3 separate regions of the Homo sapiens genome follow, and all the other regions are linked to region 1. The links are chromatin contacts, found by Hi-C or POLR2A ChIA-PET in ENCODE. All regions are on one chromosome and are shown on one strand. Each heading gives the region's core, a stretch centred on a gene start or an enhancer-like site at or near the end of the contact. The rest is flanking DNA. Distances are from core to core; before and after follow the strand shown.

Region 1 (2,700 bases), core at 38-2,537:
ATAAAGTTAACATAATATAAAATTCACAAGGCTGGGCATGGTGGCTCACGCCTGTAATCCCAGCACTTTGGGAGGCCAAAGTGGCTGAATTGCTTGAGATGAGGAGTTCGAGACCAGCCTGGCCATCCTGGTGAAACCCCGTGTCTACTAAAAATACAAAAATTGGCAGGGCATGGTGGTGCACACCTGTAATCCCAGCTACTCGGGAGGCTAAGGCAGGAGGATTACTTGAACCTCAGAGGCTGAGGTTGCAGTGAGCCGAGATTGTGCCACTTGTACTCCAGCCTGGATAACAGAACGAGACCCTGTATCAAAAAATAAAATAAAATAAATAAATATATATATACACATGTATAATTCACCATTTTAACTGTTATAAAGTGTACATGCCAGTGATTTTTAGTATATTCACAACAATGTGAAACCATCACCACTATATACTTCAAGAACGTTTCCATCACCTGAAAAAGAAACCCTGTACCTATTCAGCAGTCACTCCCGTTTCCTCTCCCTGCAGACCTCGGCAACCATTAATCTACTTTCTGCCTCTATAGATTTTCCTATTTCAGACACATCATATAAACAGAATCATACAATATCTGGCCTTGTGCGCCTGACTTCTTAGTGGAATGTTTTTAAGGTTTATCCATGTTTTAAGTATATATCAGTATTTTGTTTCATTCTTTTTTGTGGCCGAATAGTAGTATCAATTCTTGAATATACGATAGACATCCATCTCTAAATTCCACTGGCACAGCAAAAAGCAAGAACTATACTCAGTTCTGGTTGGTATGGGTGCTCCCTGAGAAATGGAATGAAGCTGACAATGTCTTCATGATACTATTCACAGTTTTAATTATGATGATCCCAGATCAAGGTCTTTGGTTGTAAATTTACAGCAAATTCAGTGAGTAACTAGGGAATATAAAAATCTTGCTTTTAAACATCAGGAACCAATTAAGCAACATGATGCACAGAAAACCTTAATTAACAAAGCCAGGGAAATACTGGCCCAAGTTCAGAAAGGAGACTGGCAGGAACAGGCAGGAAAAGAAACAAATCATTCTGAATGAGACTGTTCCTGCCTGAGACCCTGTTAAAATTACTAGGTGGCTTTAGAGTTTCATGAAGCTGAAAAGACGTGCTGCTTATCCCCAGGACCGATCAATCCAGCAGTCATTCAAATGCCTGTGTGGCAGAGTGGGTTTCTCCTGTTCACAAGTTCCCACGGGAAAGGCCAATCTGCCTGGCCCCATGTATCCATTAAACAAACTAAGGGTGTAGCCTGTATCCGTGAGATAAGTGCTGTGTGCTTTCAGAGGGCCAACATTTAGGTGTCTAACACAGTTTCTTACTAAGTCAACAGGAAGATGATAAAGGCAGCAAAAATCTGAGGACAGAGCAGTGTCCTGATGAAGTGTGACATCTGCTGGCTGACCAAGAAAAAAAAGAAATATTCTTGGTCTTCAACTATTCTAAGACTTCACATCAGAAAACGCAAAATAAAATAACAAGATGCCATTTTTTGACCCTCAAATTAGCAAATGACTCCCTGTCCCCATCATAACACCATGCTGAGGAAGATTCTAGGGAACCAGAATAAAGGTGGTAAATTGGTACCACTTTTTTGCAGGATAATTAGGCTTTGCTATTAAAAAAAAAGAGAGAGAGAATTTCTCTGTGTTTTGACCAGCAGATGGAAAGAAAAAAGACAAACCACATTAAAATGTCATATTCCCTTTAAGTCAGTAATTTCACTGCTAAGTTTATCTTAATGAAGTTATCACAGATGTGTGCCAAGATTTAGCTACAAATACGTCTGTCATGGACTGGGTTATAACAGCAAGAAACGAGAAACAATGTAACATTCAAAAATAGAGTAATAGTTTAAATTAGGATATATCCATACATTCAAACATATTTTGCTATATACCTACAGGAAATAAGGTACACCATCTATTGTTCAAAATAAGAATACATAAGTATTGCTGTTTAAAAAGGAAAAAAAGTCCCTCAAAAAATATATACCATGTTGTGAATAAGGTGATCTCGGAAGAAGTACAGTTATGGCAGGCCTTTCATTTTCTACCTAGTTCTTTCTGTGTTGAAAACAAAATAGGCAGAGCCCAGTGGCTCACGCCTGTAATCCCAGCACTTTGGGAGGCCAAGACGGGTGGATCACGAGGTCAGGAGATCGAGACCATCCTGGCTAACATGGTGAAACCCCATCTCTACTAAAAATACAAGAAATTAGCTGGGCATGGTGGCGGGCGCCTGTAGTCCCAGCTACTCAGGACGCTGAGGCAGGAGAATGGCGTGAACCCAGGAGGCGGAGCTTGCAGTGAGGTGAGATCCCACTACTGCACTCCAGCGTGGGCAACAGAGCGAAACTCCATCTCAAAAAAAAAAAAAAAAAAAAAGAAAGAAAGAAAAGAAAAAGAAACAAAATAAACTGACTTTTTTTTTTTAATCAGAAACAAAATTCACAGAGCCAGCTAGAAATCACAGGAGGTGACTAGGTATTTTAGATACCAAAAACAAGGCAAAAACCTTCTGTTGTGACCTCTATCCACAGAGGATGAGAAAGCCTGAGCCTTCAAACCCCTGTCCCCCTACCCCCATTCTTCTGAGTTTCTGGGGAGTCCCTGGTCCATTACCCACAAAGGTTATTTCAAATCTCCACTCTCTTTCAAGCTCCCT
Region 2 (2,700 bases), core at 181-2,680, 370 kb before region 1:
ACAAAAGACTACCCTTCCCCAGGATCACAGTGCACAAAAAGCAAAATGTCAAACAACAGTACCTCAAAGCAAAATAAAGGTCTGAGGATGAAGCCAGCTCACTTGTAATCCTGTTAAAGAATGAGAGTCACCGTTTAGGTCCAATGTACTGGGAACATTTGCTAGCTCAGAATGCAATATTGGTAGAATTTGCTAAGAATTCAACCAAGGATGCCGAAGGCATTCGCCAGCTGAGGCTCGTTTTTCTGGAACCATTTCTAACATCGGGATCAGGAAATCTGTAAACTGTGCAGCATCTTCATGGGGCCAGCCATACTTTTCCACAAGTACATCAAAGAGGCTCCAGGGCTTCAGCTTGGTGATGTGTCGCAGTTCTCCTACAGGGGAAAAAACAGGCCAATGTCAAGAAAGCTCCAAATCTGCATTCCCCATTGTTGGTCCAGTCAGGTTCTTTTCAGTGAAGCGGACAACCACCTGCTCAACACTTGTACAGCAACAACAAAGAACACCAGCTTTTCCCCACTAAGCAATAATCATTACATGTACATATGACCAAGGCATATTTCAAGTAAGCCTGGTGGATCTAAATAGAGGTTAATTAATAGTTCATTCACATTAGTTCTAAGCTTCTTTAAGTAAGTGGAGTGGGCTCAGTTTGCCCAGAGTGTTTTCTTTTCCAAAGGTTGAAGCAAGCCACTCTCATTTCAACCTGGGATCTTCCGTAAAATTTGCAAACTTGAGGCCAACCCAAATCAAACACCATTCATGTCTACGCATTTGTTGTAAGATCTAAGATCCTAGGACATTAATTTGTAAACCTTGAAGTTATACTTCACAAACTGTGCTAGCTGCAGTATGAAAAGTGTCGGTTACAGGCAGCTTTGGTTGACATAACAGAATGACTAACAAGCTAGTAAATGGCCTACGAGCTGTAATGGTCATTTCATAAGAGAAAAAAAAGGTTATTTTTAAGTCAAAACTGCAATAAAGGGCTGAGGGCAGTGGCTCACTCCTGCAATCCTAGCCGTTTGGGAGGCTGAGGCAGGAGGATCCCTTGAGCCCATGAGTTTCAGACCAGCCTGGGTAACATAGACCAGACCCTGTCTCTACTTAAAAAGAAAAAAAGTAGCTGGGCACGGTGGTACATCCCAGCTACTCAGGAGGCTGAGGCAGGAGCATTGCTTGAGTCCAGGAGGTCAAGGCTGCAGTGAGTCAAGGTCATGCCACTGCACTCCATCCTGGGACAGAGCAAGCGAAACCCTGTCTCCCCATAACCTTTTCAAAAAGGCAATAAACTGTCAAAAGCTCCAGATAATTTCACTGTGAATAACTCGTTTTCTCTGCCTGTTTGAAGTTTTCATAGGACATCCCACCCCTGCCCACAGACCTCCTTAGGTGCCCCTCAGTGCATCCTGAGCAGCTTCTGCAGAGGAAACACCCCCCTGTGCCCACACCTCAGAGCAGCCAGGTCTCGGTGGGGGGAGAGAGGCATTCAAGCACCTGCAGGGCACACTTCATGCAAGGACTGACTTCTCTCCCCTTTCAACTGCTTTAATTTAAACAAGGTACATTTTTTTCATGAGATGCATCAATAGATAATCAGTGCTCTGCTCACAAAGGTGTTCTCAGGAGGCTTGTTCTGTTTCACCCATTTATTCGAGTCAACTTGGAAAAGCCCTCCCGTTTAAAAACACAATGAAAAGGAAAGAGCATTACAGAAAAGTATAAGAACAAAAGGGGAAGTAGCCTACAATCCTACCCACAACTGCTCTTCTTTTGTGTCTATTGTGAAGAGTGTTCTTACACACTAGTATGTCTACAAAGTTGCAATCATGCTGTGCACAGGGTTCCGTATAAAGAATCTTTTAAGAGGGCTGCTTGCTAAAGGGGCTGAGATGTAAAATAAGCTTCTGTTTCCAATATGAGGACTGGAGCTAGAGTAAAGCATCGCATCCAGACTAGACATCAGGTCTGTGTTGATGAAGAAATGAACCTGTAATATTAGAGGCGGGAAAGGATCTCCTGTTGAAGGAAACACAGTCTCCATAAAAACAAAGTCTGAACAGAGACTGCAGGTTTATCCCTCTAAGCCTGAAATTCCGGCTCTAGGAATCCAGCCCAAGGAGATAAACCCTGGTTGCACCACCCCAAATTCATGCCTAATATATGCTGGCACAAAATTATATGTACTCGCAAAATTACGAAGAGCCAGTAATAGTAAAATGGTGGTTAAAAGAAAACCAAGGTAGATTCACTTAATAGTATTTAATATTACTTAACAACATGGGAGAAGATCATGGTACAACATTAGGCAGTAAAAGAACAGTCAAACTATGTCCTACAGATAATCACAAGATTATTAAAATGCTCATTAAGATGGAAATCAACTGAATCAAAACATCAGCTTTTGTTAGTAGGTTATTTCAATTTCCACATTTTCTGTAATATGACTATATTGATTTAGACTGTTGATCTCACCACAGCAACAGTTAAAGCAAACTAAGAAAGCTCACATGTGACTAAACCAAGTTCTCTGGGAAAGGGAGCGAACTTTTATGACATGAATCTATTCTATCTCAGAAAAAATACTCTCCAGGTTTGCAAATATAGGTAACTACAGAGAAGCACTGTGTGCTGAGAATAGTAAAGGAACCTATTTCTGAGGCGCCAGGTGTTAAACTAAGATCCATCAACAAGGCA
Region 3 (2,700 bases), core at 125-2,624, 390 kb before region 1:
GGAAAAGCTTTCGTAGAGAATGGGGTAGAGGAAATAACAAACGAGTATCAAAATAATAAAGAGTGCCATGAGTATAAATTCCATCATCACATGATAGAGGAAATGGAGACACCACACAAGCCATACGTGTTATTTTGGAATGATTTTTATTAGTAACAAATAATCTTACCCATCTTTTTAGATTTATAAGTTTATCTTTGTTATATAAAAGGGTAACAAGTTTTTTTGAGCAAGGAATCATTTAATTTCTCTATTTCAAGACCAAAGAAGAATAGGGTGATTTTGTAGGTGGGCTCTGGCTTTCCTTTTCCTATTTTTTTTTTTTTTTTTAGATAAAGACAGGGCCTCGCTCTGTTGCCCAAACTGGAGTGCAGTGGTATGACCAATAGCTTACTGCAGCCTCCAACTCCTGGACTCAAGCAATCCTCCTGCCTCAGTGTCTGGAGTAGCCAGAACTACAGGTGCATGCTACCATGTTCCACTAATTTTTTTGTTTGTTTCCTGAGACAGAGTCTTGCTTTGTCACCTGGCTGGAGTGCAGTGGCGCAATCTCAGCTTACTGCAACCTCCACCTCCCTGGTTTAAGTGATTCTCCTGCCTCAACCTCCTGAGTAGCTGGGACTACAGGCGCGTGCCACACCTGGCTAATTTTTGTTTTTTTAGTAAAGACAGGGTTTCACCATGTTGGCCAGGATGGTCTTGATCTCTTGACCTCATGATCCACCCTCCTCGGCCTCCCAAAGTGCTGGGATTACAGGCATAATAAACCACTGCGCCCAGCCTAAATTTTTTTGTGGAGATGGGAGTCTTGCTTTGTGATGGGGATATTATTAAGCAGACTGCTTATAGGAAATTACAATGCTTGGTATTTACTCTTGGAAAACCATAAACTAAGACATATGTCATAAAAACAATGTATAGATTTCATGGGAAATCTATCGAGTTTAGATTATATAGCACAGGTGTTAGGGGCTATGGAAAGTCTGCAGGGGTTAATTAGGAATCCTAATTTCTCTATCTCCAGAGTCAGCTCTAACTACCTCAAAGAATAAAACTTATTTTTCAGTTAGAGCTATAAAATGGGAGGCAAATTTTGTCTTTAAATAGGTACCATATACATGGCTGTGTCAAAGAATGTACTGTATGTAATGGTGACTAGAAAAGCTGAATGATGTATGACCTTTAAGAAATTAAAAATAAATGTAGAAAATCAGGCACGTTTATGTTCCAAAATATTTGTGTATTTTAAGATAAAGCTAGGTCTAAAGCTGTTAGGAAATGTTTAGTGCTTAAGCTTTATTCTTACCCAGCTGTAGTAATGTAGGAAGAGTTTTGCTTTATGTAGCGGCAGTAATTGGAAAGAAGAGTAATACAGAAACCAGGAAACCTGCATAACCTGCATAGTAATTATGGCTCTGCTTTTGAATGAGTCACTTAATACACATGGGCTTTGGTTTCTTCAGCAGTATTGGACCACATTATTTTTTAAGATCCTGATCAACTCTAGAAGATTATGAACCATCTCTAAATACAGGATTTTGCTCTGACTATAAATTAGCTGTAGTGTTTACAGGGGAGTTTGATTTTTTAATTGAATGTTTATATCATATAGTTTTATCTCTGACCAAAACAAGAAAATATTTCTTGTATCCCAAACAAGAAAATATTGGACTATGTCAGACTCTGTTGGCATAAATTCATATTTACCTTACAACACCCAGGATAATCATACTACAAAAAATATCTTCCTTGGGTGCCCACCTGTGGGTAGTTTTTTATTTTACACATACAATGATTTTTGCCAAGACAAGTTTGTTTCTTCTGGAAAAATGTACTTTCCCCAAATTTTTTATTTTAAATTTTTTGAAAAGAAATAACCATAGTAATTAATCCCTCCTCTCCAACCAGGTTCATCAGGTAAAGCGCAGTTTGGGAAAATGATCTTTTTAGTTACTCCAAATTTCTCCTCTTCTACATTCAGGGTTTTAGAGAAGCCCTGATAAAAACAGTTTTACAGAGAACCACAAGACAAAAAGGGGTAAAGGTAATTTAAAAGCCCAAAAATAAGGAATTTTGTAAGGAAAGAACTCAGCTGTAAAACTTTCAGTGCCAGTGAACAAGTAGAACCATCTTTTGCATGTGCTATTGTAGTGTTTGCCCGTCCCAGACTAGGAGAAGTGAGATACAGATACGTAATCCATGAACAAAGAACCTTACCTCTTTGGACCTCAGTTTCCTCAGAGTCATGTTTGCAATATGGAAATTTGCTGTAACAAATTAGAAACTTAGAAGTATTATTAGAGTACTTTTGTTGACATAGTATTTTGTTCCCTTGCTGAGTGTAACAACAACAACAAAAATACAGGAACAGGTAAACAGTAGTTTCCAAAGTGTAGGTATCTTGAGGCTTGAATCTCTGCTGGTAATTACTGGAACTAAAGCTCCAATATTGAGAAGACTGTGGCATCCAGACCTTGAGTTTCTGATCTTTCTTCCTCACATCGATGTGTAATAAAGGAGGAAAGACAAATGGATCTGAGCCTCAGGACCTGTGGTTCTTTTCATTTTAAGAACTGGACAGTTGATGGATGTGGTTCCTGGTTCTGGTTTAGAGCTGAAGCATCTGTCAAGGCTCTGGGTCTTACTCTTAATGTTCTCTTTGGATAGAGAACTGATGCTCAAAGGAACACTTGGCTGTTT

The links. Hi-C counts contacts between places; a loop is a spot of excess contacts on that map. ChIA-PET counts read pairs that join two places held with the same protein, here RNA polymerase II (POLR2A). Pooled maps may share reads with other maps.
Region 2: a pooled map shows a loop between it and region 1 (2.4-fold over the local background). The contact joins two enhancer-like sites. A Hi-C loop is called at or near these places in 2 of 50 pooled maps. POLR2A ChIA-PET finds 5 or more read pairs at or near these places in 3 of 52 experiments (PC-9, WTC11 and activated CD4-positive, alpha-beta T cell).
Region 3: a pooled map shows a loop between it and region 1 (2.5-fold over the local background). The contact joins two enhancer-like sites. A Hi-C loop is called at or near these places in 3 of 50 pooled maps. POLR2A ChIA-PET finds 5 or more read pairs at or near these places in 2 of 52 experiments (Caco-2 and activated CD4-positive, alpha-beta T cell).

The regions. Positions count from the first base shown.
Region 1 is chr7:105,486,749-105,489,448 of GRCh38, forward strand. The region is part of intron 7 of PUS7 (pseudouridine synthase 7); the gene reads right to left. Among named protein-coding and RNA genes, the nearest start is that of PUS7, 34 kb to the right of the region's middle. Within about 2 kb of position 1,288, at least 6 of the 41 ENCODE cell types and tissues checked have a DNase peak (open chromatin) inside an H3K27ac peak, as active enhancers do.
Region 2 is chr7:105,117,646-105,120,345 of GRCh38, forward strand. SRPK2 (SRSF protein kinase 2) reads right to left here. Exons shown (of 16, transcript NM_182692.3): 16 at 1-377. The coding sequence ends at 193. Among named protein-coding and RNA genes, the nearest start is that of KMT2E, 100 kb to the left of the region's middle. RefSeq lists a silencer at 1,456-1,505. Within about 2 kb of position 1,431, at least 2 of the 41 ENCODE cell types and tissues checked have a DNase peak (open chromatin) inside an H3K27ac peak, as active enhancers do.
Region 3 is chr7:105,097,922-105,100,621 of GRCh38, forward strand. All of the region lies in intron 15 of KMT2E (lysine methyltransferase 2E (inactive)), which reads left to right. Among named protein-coding and RNA genes, the nearest start is that of KMT2E, 85 kb to the left of the region's middle. Within about 2 kb of position 1,375, at least 2 of the 41 ENCODE cell types and tissues checked have a DNase peak (open chromatin) inside an H3K27ac peak, as active enhancers do.